Regions from separate parts of the Homo sapiens genome. Here all the other regions are linked to region 1. The links are chromatin contacts, found by Hi-C or POLR2A ChIA-PET in ENCODE. All regions are on one chromosome and are shown on one strand. The core of a region is the stretch at or near the end of the contact, and the rest is flanking DNA. Distances in the headings are between cores, read along the strand shown.

Evidence for each region. Hi-C counts contacts between places; a loop is a spot of excess contacts on that map. ChIA-PET counts read pairs that join two places held with the same protein, here RNA polymerase II (POLR2A). Pooled maps may share reads with other maps.
Region 2: a loop to region 1 is called in a pooled map, with 6 times the contacts of the local background. The contact joins the enhancer-like site here to the promoter of ZCCHC8 in region 1. A Hi-C loop is called at or near these places in 2 of 50 pooled maps. POLR2A ChIA-PET finds 5 or more read pairs at or near these places in 3 of 52 experiments (OCI-LY7, T-cell and activated B cell).
Region 3: a pooled map shows a loop between it and region 1 (4-fold over the local background). The contact joins the promoter of LINC02985 here to the promoter of ZCCHC8 in region 1. A Hi-C loop is called at or near these places in 7 of 50 pooled maps. POLR2A ChIA-PET finds 5 or more read pairs at or near these places in 2 of 52 experiments (T-cell and activated CD4-positive, alpha-beta T cell).
Region 4: POLR2A ChIA-PET joins it to region 1 with 11 read pairs in activated T-cell. The contact joins the enhancer-like site here to the promoter of ZCCHC8 in region 1. POLR2A ChIA-PET finds 5 or more read pairs at or near these places in 4 of 52 experiments (activated CD4-positive, alpha-beta T cell, activated T-cell and naive thymus-derived CD8-positive, alpha-beta T cell).
Region 5: a loop to region 1 is called in a map of naive thymus-derived CD4-positive, alpha-beta T cell, with 16 times the contacts of the local background. The contact joins the promoter of CCDC62 here to the promoter of ZCCHC8 in region 1. A Hi-C loop is called at or near these places in 2 of 168 maps with a recorded cell type or tissue (naive thymus-derived CD4-positive, alpha-beta T cell and thyroid gland) and 6 of 50 pooled maps. POLR2A ChIA-PET finds 5 or more read pairs at or near these places in 14 of 52 experiments (B cell, CD4-positive, alpha-beta T cell, CD8-positive, alpha-beta memory T cell and 9 more).

The regions. Positions count from the first base shown.
Region 1 is chr12:122,499,581-122,502,360 of GRCh38, reverse strand. ZCCHC8 (zinc finger CCHC-type containing 8) reads left to right here and starts at 1,429. Exons shown (of 14, transcript NM_017612.5): 1 at 1,429-1,719. The coding sequence starts at 1,521. RefSeq lists enhancers at 384-1,075, 1,011-1,190, 1,241-1,300, 1,501-1,580, 1,076-1,769 and 1 more and a silencer at 1,721-1,870.
Region 2 is chr12:121,990,899-121,993,678 of GRCh38, reverse strand. All of the region lies in intron 19 of CFAP251 (cilia and flagella associated protein 251), which reads right to left. Among named protein-coding and RNA genes, the nearest start is that of BCL7A, 30 kb to the left of the region's middle. RefSeq lists enhancers at 1,413-1,512, 2,595-2,644. Within about 2 kb of position 1,443, at least 13 of the 41 ENCODE cell types and tissues checked have a DNase peak (open chromatin) inside an H3K27ac peak, as active enhancers do; they include OCI-LY7, where a contact is called at or near this core.
Region 3 is chr12:122,061,918-122,064,697 of GRCh38, reverse strand. LINC02985 (long intergenic non-protein coding RNA 2985) reads right to left here and starts at 1,408. Exons shown (of 4, transcript NR_135044.1): 1 at 1,167-1,408; 2 at 16-148. BCL7A (BAF chromatin remodeling complex subunit BCL7A) reads right to left here. Exons shown (of 6, transcript NM_001024808.3): 6 at 2,654-2,780. RefSeq lists enhancers at 1-20, 161-390, 341-635 and silencers at 431-580, 1,501-1,795.
Region 4 is chr12:122,107,247-122,110,026 of GRCh38, reverse strand. All of the region lies in intron 1 of MLXIP (MLX interacting protein), which reads right to left. Among named protein-coding and RNA genes, the nearest start is that of MLXIP, 30 kb to the right of the region's middle. RefSeq lists an enhancer at 918-1,237. Within about 2 kb of position 1,342, at least 17 of the 41 ENCODE cell types and tissues checked have a DNase peak (open chromatin) inside an H3K27ac peak, as active enhancers do.
Region 5 is chr12:122,773,198-122,775,977 of GRCh38, reverse strand. It overlaps CCDC62 (coiled-coil domain containing 62), which reads right to left and starts at 1,406. Exons shown (of 13, transcript NM_201435.5): 1 at 1,272-1,406. The coding sequence starts at 1,307. RefSeq lists silencers at 542-836, 1,359-1,568 and enhancers at 1,039-1,178, 566-1,259.

The DNA.
Region 1 (2,780 bases), core at 180-2,679:
CCCAACTTTGCCGATCCTTAAAGTCTCACTTCCTCACTTTACTGACTCCCACAGACTAGGGTGTTTGTTAAATATTCATAACTTCCTGTGTTTTTCACCTTTTTTTTTTTTTTTTTTTTTTTGAGACAGAGTCTTGCTCTGTCGCCCAAGCTGGAGTGCAGTGGCACGATTTCGGCTCACTGCAACCTCTGCCTCCCGGGTTCAAGCGATTCTCCTTCCTCAACCTCCTGAGTAGCTGGGATTACAGGCGTGTGCCACTACGCCTGGCTAATTTTTGTATTTTTAGTAGAGACAGGGTTTCTCCATGTTGGTCATGCTCGTCTTGAATTTCTGACCTCGTGATCCACCTGCCTCGGCCTCCCAAAGTGCTGGGGTTGCAGATGTGAGCCACCGCCCCCGGCCCACATTTCTTTGTGTGATCAATATCCATCAACAACCATCTCGACCCAAGAACAGGAACATTTATAATTATGGGGTTTTTGTTGCTTTTTGTGGACTACAGCCTTCGTGAGAGGAGGAATTACTCTATTGTGGTTACTCTTGTAACCATACTCAGGTCCTAGACAAGTGCCTGGCCCATCGAAGGTGTAAGTAAATAATGTGATTGAATGACAGAAAGCCTCAACAGACAAATAGTTGAGTCTAGCTAATCTTACATTAAAAACGAAGCAAGCTCAATAAACTAATCTACAACAGTCATCTCTGTAGCAAAGCTGGAGTTTCTTATTCTCTTTTATGTTTATTTTTATTCAGTTCCCTTTCAGGCTATGGAGTTCCTTATTCTCTGGTGTGGCACGCACACCAGAATCTGTGAGAAGCTATGCGTCGTGCTCTGATTTTTCACCCTTAGTTGCCTAACAGGAACATCCCATACTGGTTTTTGTTTTTCTTTTTCTTTTTGAGACAGGGTCTTGCTTTGTCTCCCAGGCTGGTGTGCAGTGGCGCCATCTGGGCTCAATGCAGCCTCGACCTCTTGGGCTCAAACCCTCCCGCCTCAGCTTGCCGAGTACTTGGGACTACAATCGCCCAGCTAATTTTTATATTTTTTTGTAGTGTCTGGGTCTCGCTCTGTTGCCCAGGGTGGTCTCCAACTCCTGGGCTCACGTGATCCTCCCACCTCTGCCTCCCGAGTAGTTGGTATTACAGGTGTGAGCCACCCCGCCCTGCCCCCAGATTGCTTTAGCGCATTCTGACCTACTCCAGCTTTCTTCACATTTCAAAAAGCACCAATCCCAGGATGCAATGCAGACAATGAGTACCAGTCGCTTAGAAACCACACGTCCCAGCATGCCGTCCTCCGGGCAATCGCAAGCCCGATAGGCCCCGCTGCATTCCGGGAGTTGTAGTCTCTAGCGACTGGCCCCGCCCCGTGTGCAGCTTTCGCGGCCTGCGTCTGGAGAAAACCCTAGCGGGTGGCTCCGTGCGGCCAGAGCTCTAGAGAGTGGTGCCGCCTTCCAACCTTCTTCCCCAAGCCCTGGTGGCCGGCTCCGCCTCTTCTCGAATCTTTTCCACAGCCCAAAATGGCCGCAGAGGTGTATTTTGGCGATCTAGAGCTCTTCGAGCCGTTCGACCACCCAGAGGAGTCGATTCCGAAGCCCGTTCACACTCGCTTCAAGGACGACGACGGCGACGAGGAGGACGAAAATGGGGTCGGCGACGCGGAGCTACGGGAGCGGCTTCGGCAGTGCGAGGAGACCATCGAGCAGCTCCGCGCCGAGAATATCCTTTCCTCTCGCTGGGCCCTGTCACCCGGGTGTGGGGCCGGGGCAGCGCCAGGCGTGGGGCCGGGGCAGCGCCGGGCGAGGGCGAGGGCGCGGGCGGAAGTTCCAGGAGGGCCAGAATTCCAAGTGCTTTCTGTCACCCGCCGGCGGACCGAGAGTCTAGGGTTCGGGGCGCGCAGGCTGCCTCGGCGCAGACCTCTTCCCCTCAGGGAGGCCGTCTCCTGACCAGACCCACTCCTGCCTCCCACCCGGGTGCCGTGTTTAGGGTTATTTTAGGCTGCTCACCTGACAGATTGTACACAAGCCCTTAATTGCCCCCCTCTGTTTGAGGTCGTGGTGAGGTTTCATATTTCGCAGCCACGCTCAAATTGTGCCGTCATGTTACAGTTGTAGGTGATGAAATACCGGCTGCTTAGACGCGGGATCGGTTTTTATACCGGGGCAAACGCTAGTGGTCCCAGAATGCAGAGTTGGGGGCCTCAAGGAATCCGGGTGTGCTGAGATAATTGGTTAATTGCTTGATTAAAATTGGGGATTAATTTTAGAGTTCTTCCACTCGGAGCTCGCTTCTGTGCTGAAGATGCTTTGCAACGCCTTGAGGAAAACGCGCCAAAGAAGTTTCTGTTAGACTTGAGTTACAAGATTGCAGATTTTTCTTGATTTGCTAGTATGTTTTTTTTTACGTTCGTAGAGTTTTATAGGTAGATAGATAACTTTGGTTCGGGTAGTTTTCCTTTTAAAATTTGTAGAGAACTGAAAGTGGCTGATATGTTAGCTTTTTTAGGGGGACGGGGTCGGGGAATGGAGTCTCAGTCTGTTGCCCAGGCTGGAGTGCAGTGGCGCGATCTCGGCTCACTGCAACCTCCGCCTCCCGGGTTCAAGCGATTCTCCTGCCTCAGCCTCCCGAATAGCTGGGATTACAGGCGCCCGCCACGGCGCCCAGTCAGTATATCAGTTTTTAAGGTTTGTGAAGCGCGATTTATTTTTTCAGAATGTCGTCTTCCTCCACATTGTGAGGAAAATTTTCAGAATACAAAAAGTTGAGGCCGGGCGCTGTGG
Region 2 (2,780 bases), core at 194-2,693, 510 kb after region 1:
CCTCACCTCCCAGACGGGGTCTCGGCCGGGCAGAGGCACTCCTCACATCCCAGATGGGGCGGCGGGGCAGAGGCGCTCCCCACATCTCAGACGATGGGCGGCCGGGCAGAGACGCTCCTCACTTCCTAGATGTGATGGCGGCTGGGAAGAGGCGCTCCTCACTTCCTAGATGGGATGGCGGCCGGGTGGAGACGCTCCTCACTTTCCAGACTGGGCAGCCAGGCAGAGGGGCTCCTCACATCCCCGACGATGGGCGGCCAGGCAGAGACACTCCTCACTTCCCAGACGGGGTGGCGGCCGGGCAGAGGCTGCAATCTCGGCACTTTGGGAGGCCAAGGCAGGCGGCTGGGAGGTGTAGGTTGTAGTGAGCCGAGATCACGCCACTGCACTCCAGCCTGGGCACCATTGAGCACTGAGTGAACGAGACTCCGTCTGCAATCCCGGCACCTCGGGAGGCCGAGGTTGGCGGATCACTCGCGGTTAGGGGCTGGAGACCGGCCCGGCCAACACAGCGAAACCCGGTCTCCACCAAAACCAGTCAGGCGTGGCGGCGCGTGCCTGCAATCGCAGGCACTCGGCAGGCTGAGGCAGGAGAATCAGGCAGGGAGGTTGCAGTGAGCCGAGATGGCAGCAGTACAGTCCAGCTTCGGCTCCGCATGAGAGGGAGACCGTGGGGAGAGGGAGAGGGAGAGGGAGACGGAGAGGGAGAGGGAGTGGGAGAGGGAGAGGGAGAGCTCTTGTGATTATATTTTTCTATGCACTTGCTAATTACAATACATGTAATCATAACATAAGATAAATTATAATTTGGCTGGGTGGGGTGGCTTACGCCTGTAATCCCAGCACTTTAGGAGGCTGGAGTGGGTAGATCGTTTTAGGAGCTTGAGACAGCCTGGGCTGTGAAATCCTGTCTCTACAAAAAAGACAACAAATTAGCTTGGCGTGGTGGCGCATGTGCCTGTAGTCCCAGCTACTTGGGAGGCTGAGATGGGAGGATCACCTGAGCCCGGGAGGTGGAGGCTGCACTGAGCCGTGATTGTGCCACTGCACTCCAGCCTGGGCAACAGGAGTGAGGAGTAAGACCCTGTCTGAAAAAGAAAAAAAAAAGAAATAATATATATAAATATATATAAATTACCAATGTAATATATGATTTAACTCAGTTCAGAACAGGAGACTAAGACGACAAAAGGAATTCATAAGGGCCTGAGTTACTCATACCCAGAGAGTTCCAAAGAGCTCAGCAAACATTCACAGCACAAACCACTCAGCATGTGATTCACCTCTTACTCTCTCTTCCCGTATGACTGATCAAGAATCACTACTCAACAAGCACGGAGTTGGCAGCTTCGGCATCACTGACATTTCCTTCCTGAGCCGACTTCGCAAGTGTTCGTTGAAAAGGCAGGTTCTGCTACTTGTCTGAACAAAGTTCATGCTTGGGAGAGGAACCTCGGAGCTGGAAATAGAACGCAGAGCTTGTTCTGAACGCCCCCGTGTGAAGATGGCTTGAGAGAAGCAGGAGTCCTAGCTGAGCGGCCCAGACGCACTGGTGGTTGTCAGTCAGCCTGGCCTTTGATTGGCATTCTCACGCCTGCTAAGGCGGGGCTTTATTCCATTCACCTGGAGAGCTTAAACAGTTCTGAGGCCCAGATCCTATTCCCTGAGAACCTGATTTTTTTTTTTAGATGATAGTCTCACTCTGTCGCCCAGGCAGGAGTCCAGTGGCGTGATCTCGGATCACAGCAACCTCCACCTCCTGAGTCCAACCAATTCTCCTGCCTCAGCCTCCCAAGTAGCTGGGACTACAGGCGCGCGCCACCACAGCTGGCTAATTTTTGTATTTTTAGTAGCAACAGGGTTCCTACTGTTGGCCAGGCTGGTCTCAAACTCTTGACTTCAAGTGATCTGCCTGCCTCGGCCTCCCAAATTGCTGGGATTACAGGAATGAGCCACCACAACCAGCTGAGATCCTGATTTAATTGGTCTGGGGACCAAATTTTTGGAAGCTTCTCATTCGAATGATTTGAATGCGTAGCCAAGCTTGAGAAACATGGCTGGAAGGCAAAGGCTCGCTGACATGTCAGGCTTCACAATGACCGGGAGGTCTTGTTCAAACAGACTGCTGGTCCCACCTGGGGGGTTTCTGAGTCTGGGATAGGGTCTGACCATTTGCATTTCTTGTAAGTCCCTAGGTCACGTGAAGTCAATCCTGTTGGTCTGGGGACCACACTTTGAATACTGCTGCTCTTAGACCACAGGGGTTCACGGAGGTGATACTGGTGCCAAAATGAATCAGCCCCAAGCTTGTGACTTTCAGTAGAGAGTAATAATGGGTGGCAGCTGCGGTGCACGCTCTAATTCTTTGGGCTCACATCTGTTTTCCCCATTAAGCTGTAGCCAGAGCTTTCATCTCTATTTCCCCGGCAGCTTAGTTCAGAGCCTGGCACATTATAGAGGCTCAGAGAAATGTTTACTGAATGGATAGATAGATGGATGAATGGATGAATGAATGAATGATGAAGTAAATAATGTGGACACAAGTGAGGCCACAAAAAGAATTCTCTTGAAACTCACAAGAAGCTTAGAATAATCATTTAGTGCCCTAGTTAATTTTACTCGATTTACTAGTAGTTACTGAGCATTTGGTTTAGTGCAAAGCCAATGAAATACAAGTCTCTCAATTATTACTAGAACAGTTCTGCATTCTGGTTTTCAATCTTAGTCACTGGGGTCAGCAAATATTTATTCAGTGTCTATTAAGGTCTGGGCCATGTGAA
Region 3 (2,780 bases), core at 159-2,658, 440 kb after region 1:
GGTTAAGATACTTGCCTGAGGTCACACTGCTCAGGAGTGGTGGAGCTCCGCGTGTTGAGGACTACAGAAGAGGATGCCTCATTGGTCCAAAACAGGTCCATATGGAGGAGTGGGGGCTCACGTCGGGTAAGACCCAGTGAAAACTTGCCTAAACCATCAAGGGCATTTATTGGCTCACAAATTGAGACGTTCCGGGGGTTGTGCTGGCTTCAGGGCCGGCTGGGGCCAAGGCCCAAATGCTGCCCTTAGAAAGCACACACTCACCGTCTTTCAGCCCTTTCCTGTGATGGTTTCATTCTCAGGCTGATTCCTCCCCACGTGTAAGGAAAGATGGCCACAGCCACTCCATTTGAGCAACTCCAGATGCTCCAGCAGAATTCTTTCCCACCAGTTCCCACCCAGGGCTGACTCTCACTGGGCTGCTATGGGCCACGTGCTCATCCCTGAGCCAATTGTGGTAGCCAGGAGGCGGGACCATGGTGATTGGATAGGACTGGGTCATATCACCACCCTGGGCTAAGTGCCCGCCCCACTTAAGGACGGGGAGGGAGGGAGACCCCTATGGGAAGAAGAGGGAAACAGAACTGGATAGACAAGGTCAAAGGATGTCTATCTAATCTGAGACTCTGGAGGAAACATGCATTCTTCACCCAGAGGAGCGATAGAGGGAAGTTGGACTTGGCCTTTAGGGTCTGCAGTCCATCCTCGGCCCCACCACGGACCTCTGTGACACTTGTTGCCTTAGCATGGCCTGGAACTTGGACCTGAGCCTTTTCTGCCTACCTCCCCCAGCTGATCCCTTTCCCACCCCACCTCCCTGCCTACTGACCGCCTTCACATTGCCTGGGGCCACATGGGCCCTGTTGCCAACCGCTGGCCCCCCGCTTGGCCTATTGTTCCAGTTCCCTAGTTGCCCGGCTCCCACTTCCAGTCTGGTCTTTTCCAATCCATGCTATTCATTGGCAACACCATCCCTAGTCCAGCAGAGCCTTGGCTCAGAAGCCTCCAGCCCCTCCTTTGTGTCAAAAAGGAAAAACGAGCTGCTTAGCCCCAGGCCTGGTATTCCTCCAGTGTCCTAGGAGATTCCCTGACCCTTGCCATCAGAATGTCTGTATCCCCTAATTCCAAACTGTGGTCGGCATCGTAAAGCACTGCGGCTCACTTACCTGCCTGGGGGTTAAGGGTCAAGTTTGAGTCATCGCTGCCTAGGGCCCAGCACAGCTCAACCAATGCCGGCAAAGCCTACATTTCTAGCTCCTGGGCATGAGACTGCTCCTTGATGAAGGGAGGTGGGAGAGGAAGTTAGGCGGCTCCAGTGAGAGACACAGAGGAAGTTCCACAGAATGACTGTGAGACAGTGATCTAGGCGGGTGGAGACAAGGGAGGCAGGGGGAAAGGGCAGAAGCCTTAGAGAGAGGAGGGAGGGACCGATCCAGAGAGTGAGAGCTGGGAACAGACACGCAGGGAGGGCAGAAAGGAAGCGCGGGAACGTGTGCCAGCTCAGGCATTTTTTTTCCTTAAGCAAACAAGGCCTCTATGATTTGTGTTTTGTCAGGCTGAACTTTCCATATCAGGAGTTTATTTAGCTGAGCAGCCAATTCTGGTAAAAACACTGGAACATGTTAAAAAGGAACGGGTAGGAAGGAGAGTCAGACAGAACAAACAGGAGAGAGCATCTGCCTGCAGCCGGTCCACGCAGTGCAGCTTGGCCTAGACCCGCTGACACAACACCCCCACCCCTGCCAGCTCTCTTTAGGGGCTGACCCAAGGGCCAGGTGACGCTGGACAGAGGTGGGGAAGTCAGCGTGGGGGAAGGAGTCTGGGCTGAAAGGGTCACAGCCCTGGGAAAGGTCTGGTTCCAGCCCAACCATGTAAGTCACTAGAGGCTGTTAGGACAAGTCAAGCCGAGGTTGCAGTCCACCCATGCACTAACGCCCCTGAGTCCCTACCACAATCCAGAGTCCCCTCAGAGACAGGGAAGCTGAAAACATGTCCCTGCTGGAACCCAGGTCTCGGGGTAGGCGGATCAGGTGTGGCTTTTTTTTTTTTGAGACAGAATCTCACTCTGTTGCACCCAGGCTGGAGTGCAGTGGCGTGATCTCAGCTCACTGCAACCTCTGCCTCCCAGGTTCAAGCCATTCTCCTGCCTTGGCCTCCCAACTAGTTGGGATTAAAGGTGTGTGCCACCACACCTGGCTAATTTTTCTATTTTTAGTAGACACGGGGTTTCGCCATGTTGCCCAGGCTGGTCTCGAACTCCTGACCTCAGGTGATCGCCCTTCTCGGCCTCCCAAAGTGCTGGGATTACAAGCATGAGCCACCACGCCTGGCCTCAGGTGTGGCTTTCAACCTGGGGGCCTGACCCGGCATGAGAGCCCTGCAGGGGACTGTCCTGCTGTTTTCTCACCTGCACAAGGTGGCCAACAATACCTGCCCACAGAAAGGAGCAACTAGTGGCTTGCCTGGCATCCAGCTGGTGCTTAATAATGGCAGCTCTTATGACTATGGAAGGCAACAGCTCCTGTGTGCAAGGAACTTGTGTGTCTTGTAGAATCAGGGCCACACGGCCAAGCAAGAGAGGCCGGAGCAGCTGGAGAGGGACACCGTCACCATCGATCTGACCTTACTTAAAATGAGACAAAACCACAAGGTATTCATGATTTGAAATTTTTATTTTCTGAAATGAAACAATTGTACATTGTACAAACCATATCTACTGATGGAATAAATAAGTGAAAAATTATACTGCTGTACAACACACCAAAAAAAAAAAAAATTCT
Region 4 (2,780 bases), core at 93-2,592, 390 kb after region 1:
AAATGAGAGGCACCCAGAGCAGGGATGCGTTGGGGTCACACCCACTTCCATTCGGCAAAAGGAAGAATAGCTGGATCCTGTAACACCCACTGCAACCACAGGATTCTGGCTTATTTGAGGAAGAGGATTCAAAAAAGCATACGAACAACTTTGTACTGCCCTCATCACATAATAGAAATTCCAAAATAAAATCCATTTTCCCTTTGCCTGCTAAAGATGCTTTCTCCCATCTGCTACTGAGAATCAGTTGTCAACCTAAATCTCTCCTTTGCATCCTCTTCCCATGGGTGTTTTTTAGTCAACTTATTAACCTTCCAAGTAGCAAAGGAGTTTGGGATGGGCAGAAGAGTTGGAGCCTACTCTAAATCGAAGGCAAGCTGTAGAAACAGTTTTTGTATTTCAGACATGCTGCAAATCTCCTCAGCCAACCCATCTGAGGTCAAACAGCCCTTCTGTCTCTCCTGAGACGTATGAACGGATTACATCTTTGTCAGCATTCCATATATCTACATTTCTTTCCTGTCTGTGAAAAGCAACAATTTGGGCCAGGCACGGTGGCTCACACCTGTAATCCCAGTGTGGATCGCTTAAGGCCAGGAGTTCGAGACCAGCCTGGCCAACATGGCAAAACCCCATCACTACTAAGAATACAAAAAGTAGTTGGGCACAGTGGCTCATGCCTATAATCCCAACACTTTGGGAGGCCAAGGCGGGCGGATCACTTCAGGTCAGGAGTTCAAGACCAGCCTAGCCAACACAGTGCAACCCCGTCACTACTAAAAATACAAAAATTAGCTGGGCGTGGTGGCTCACGCCTTGTAATCCCAGCACTTTGGGAGGCCAAGGTGGGCAGAACACTTCAGGTCAGGAGTTCGAGACCAGCATGGCCAACATGGTGAAACCCCATCTCTACTAAAAATACAAAAATTAGCCAGGTGTGGTGGTGCACGCTTGTAATCCCAGCTACTCAGGAGGCTGAGGCAGGAGAATCACTTGAGCCCGGAAGGCAGAGGTTGCAGTGAGCTGAGATTGTGCCACCTAAAAAGGAAATTATATTTTTTATAGTTTCACATGAGGGTGAGCACAGGTTTAGTCACTAAAAGTCAAGGTCAGAGTGACTAATGTCTCTCTCTTTCATTTACCCCTGCTTGAAGGCCTCCTGGAAGAATAGACTAAAATGGAATGAGAATTTGTAAGACACACATAATTTAAGAAAAACTACAGAGCAGGAAAAAGAAGTCTGCCTAGACAGTGATGGGCACTCATTTCTCAAAACCGAAGTCCCTGATGTACTGCTGGTTCCCTCCACACACAAGTGAAAGCAAAACACAGGCCTTGCAGGAGCTCACGGACTAATGAAAGGGCGTGACCCACATGGGAAGGAGATTTTGTGTCTTCTCCTTCCTGCAGATCTTTGGGGGCCAGCGTGCATTTAGAGGTGGGGAGGAGTCGAGCAGGGAGAGAGTAATTATGAACAAAACTTGAAGCCAACCATTTATGTTGATTTTTTGACTATAAAGTTTCAGTCCTCGTGTTATGTACAAGGGCCTGCTACCCTTTCCTGACATAAGGAAGAATGATAATATGATTCCTCTGATGGCAAAATCCCAGATTTTACTGAGGAAATCTAATTCTGTCTTTTTTTTTTTTTTTTTTTTTGAGATGGAGTCTCGCTCTGTCGCCAGGCTAGAGTTGCAGTGGTGTTATCTCAGCTCACTGCAACCTCTGCCTCCTGGGTTAAAGCCATTCTCCTGCCTCAGCCTCCTGAGTAGCTGAGATTGTAGATGCCCGCCACCATACCTGGCTAATTTTTGTATTTTTAGTACAGACGAGGTTTCACCGTGTTGGCCAGGATGGTCTTGATCTCTTGAACTCGTGATTCACCCGCCTCAGCCTCCCAAAGTGCTGGGATTACAGGTGTGAACCACCCCTTTCGGCCCTGATTCTGTCTTAATGTCATAAAAATTCATCTTCTCCATCAGCAGCATCACAGGCCAGGCTGCCCTTCGCAGGGGACACATGGCGCACCTTCCAATCAGGGTCAGCTTGGAAAGATACTTTTATTACCACCTAGTCACCGCCGGCCAGGGGAGAGCCAGAGAGGGCAGTGTCCCCGCAACCCCCCACCTTCCAATCAAGGCCAACTCAGAAAGATGCTTTTATCACCACCCTGTCACCACTGGTCACAGGAGAGCTGGGGGAGGACAATGTCCCCCCAAATCCCCCTTTTCAATCAGGGCCAACTCGGAAAAGACACTTTTCTAACCACCCTGTCACCACCAGCCACAGGAGAGCCGGGAGAGGGCAGTCAGTGTCCAACTGCCTGCCAGCTCTGCAGCCTTGGACAGACACCTGGCCTTTCAGAACTTCACTTTCTTTGGGAAAAAAAGAAAACTACTTCACAGAGCTGTGGTAAGAATGAAATGAAGCCAGGTATTTAGAGCAGACTGACTTTCTATCTGGAACACAGGAGGTTCTCAGTAAAAAGAATTCATACATTCAGCTGATGCTTCCCAAGACGTTCAGGGCTGTCTGACTCACTGTGCTGTGGGAACCGCACAATTAAAGCCTCTAGGCCACTGTGGCCAAGCCTCACCGTGACTCTGGATGGGAAGAGGGGGAACGACTGTGGGGGGATGCTGAACAAAGGTGCTGCGGAGCTGGAGAGCACCAGAGCTGTGAGATTAGGTACATCCAGGAAAATGCAAATGCATCCCACCAAGAGCGACAGCACAGGCAGAAATGTCTTTATTAGCCCTTACACAGGAATTGCAGCTGGG
Region 5 (2,780 bases), core at 157-2,656, 270 kb before region 1:
GAGGCCCTTTGTACCTCCTTACTGCTTTTTGAAAAGTAAGATTTGTAAATAAACAAGAATAATGAGGTTGGGCTCAGTGGCTCACGCCTGTAATCCCAGCACTTTGGAAGGCCGAGGTGGGCAGATCACCTGAGGTCGGGAGTTCGAGACCAGCCTGGCCAACATGGCGAAACCCTGTCTCTACTAAAAACACAAAAATTAGCTCGGCATGGTGGTGGGAGCCTGTAGTCCCAGCTATTTGGGAGGCTGAGGCGGGAGGATTGCTTGAACTCGGGAAGCAGAGGCTGCAGTAAGCCGACATTGCGTCACTGTACTCCAGCCCTGGGGACAGAGCCAGACCCTGTCTCAAAAATAAATAAATAAGAATGATGAATAAATTACAGTTGCTAGTCTTAACAAGGAAAATGGAATTTGGAGTCAAGGGATTTCAAGTCCCAAGGCTTGAATTCCAGTGTTGGGTTAGCCCTTCATTCATGCACTCAACAAATAATTTATTGAGCGCCAGTGGCTGGGCCACAGACCTCCAGGCAAGGAGCACATATTCCACTCCAGGAAAACAGGCAGTAAGCCGAGTACACAAAGGCAGGTCGTCTTACACTGATGGACGCGAACCTTGGGCAAGCCCACTTCCAGACTTTTTGGTACAGTGGAGTTGTGAGAGCTCCTTCCTCTACTCGCCAGGTTGTGTAAATTAAGGACACCCTGAGAGGTAAATGGGAAAGCAGCTCCCCAGACGCCAATCGTCCTCCTTAAACAGTAAGCACCGGGTACGCGCTACTCTGTGGCCCGGGCTGAATAACAAGGTGTTATTGGGTTAAGGAAACGGTCGTGACGCCGTTTTCCTCTAGTGTATTGTTTCACTTTTTTTTTTTTTTTTTTTTTTTGAGACGGAGTCTCGCTCTGTCGCCCAGGCTGGAGTGCAGTGGCGCGATCTCGGCTCACTGCAAGCTCTGCCTCCCGGGTTCACGCCATTCTCCTGCCTCAGCCTCCCGAGTAGCTGGGATTACAGGCGCCCGCCGCCACGCCCGGCTAATTTTTTTTTTTTTATTTTTAGTAGAGACGGGGTTTCACTGTGTTAGCCAGGATGGTCTCGATCTCCTGACCTCGTGATCCGCCCGCCTCCGCCTCCCAAAGCGCTGGGATTACAGGCGTGAGCCACCGCGCCCGGCCTGTTTCACATTTTAAGTAGACACCGTTCTTGAGAAGCAATAGATTTCGACCAATGTGCACCGTTCCCGCGGCGCCCCGCCGCGCCCGGAACCGCTGCTTACCTGGCGCCCGGCAAGGAAGGCTGCCGGAGGGTTCATAGGTGTTTCCTCCGCCCCCGGAGAAGCCCGGTGTGGGCGGCGTCACCTCAGAAACGCCATCGGCGCGCCTGCCCCGAGCGGCGGGGGCGAGCCCGGAGCCCCGGGGCCCCGCGCCCTCGGCCGACCCCCGCCCCGTACTCCAACCGCCTGCCTGGTGCCCACGCGGCGTGCGCCCGCCGGGGCTCGGGGCTCCCCGCCAGGGTTTCCGGGCCGCAGCCCCGCTGCGCTGGTGGGCACTGTTCTTCTGCCTCGGAAACTGGGGGCTCCCAAGTGGCTCAGGCTGCGTATGGACGCTTTTTGCCCACGCCCGAGGCTCCGGCGCTGGAAGGCCTGAAAGAACCGGCTGTTCACCACTACCCAGAGAATGAAGAAGTCAATAAAGGCTGCTGCGCCGCCCCCAGCACTCTGGTTTATGACATTTGAGTTGCTCACTTCCCTATCTTCCATCTTCCCCCTAATAACCGTGAGCTCGGCCGTGCTCGCTCCTGTGTAGCTGGCTCCCAGAACAGGACCTGACACTCGAATGCGTGGAGGCAGAGCCCAGCCCTCGGGGATAACAGTTGCGGGCTACCCTAGCACCTTTGATACTTTAAACCAAGAATCACAGATGAAGAGGGGGAAATTTACTCTTGGGAGCTCCTGAAAAGCAATGAGGAGAACCACGGTACTTTGTCATGACAAAATCTACGATATTCTGGGTTGAATCTAAGCTTTTTCACCTGTTCTTCCATAGTCACCTCTTCATCCCCCTTTCACTCTTCCTAAGATGTGGGAACGGGACTAGGAAAAAATAAGGCTTATCACACTTCAGCCCCGGCTGCCCATCCCTGAATGCTTAACCCATCAGACAGCAACACAATTACTAAATACGGTCGGTCTTACAGGGTTTCAACTTTACTTTTTGGTTGAATATGAAATGCCAAAACATGCCCTTGTGTTCAAAAAATACAATCTGAAAATGGAAAAACAAAATTAAGATTTCTTATTTTGAAGCTTTACTGATAGGCTCATGTTTGGGAGACCAAAGCAATGTCTTAGAATTTAAAATCAAGAAAGCTGGGCGCAGTGGCCTGTAACCCCAGCACTTTGGGAGGCCAATGTAGGAGGATCTGTTGCGTTCAGGAGTTTGAGACCAGCCTGAGCAACATGGTGACACCCACCTCTAAAAAACTTTTTTTTTTTTTTTTTTTGAGATGGAGTCTGGCTCTTGTTGCCTGAGCTGGAGTGCAATGGCACAATCTCGGCTCACTGCAAACTCTGCCTCTGGCCTCAAGCAAATCTCCTGCCTCAGCCTCCCGAGTAGCTGGGATTACAGGTGCCCGCCACCACGCCACCTTTGTTGTATTTTTAGTAGAGATGGGTTTCACTACCTTGGCCAGGCTGGTCGCGAACTCCTGACCTCAGTTGACCCACCCACTTCAGCCTCCCAAAGTGCTGGGATTACAGGTGTGAGCTACCGCACCTGGCCAAAAA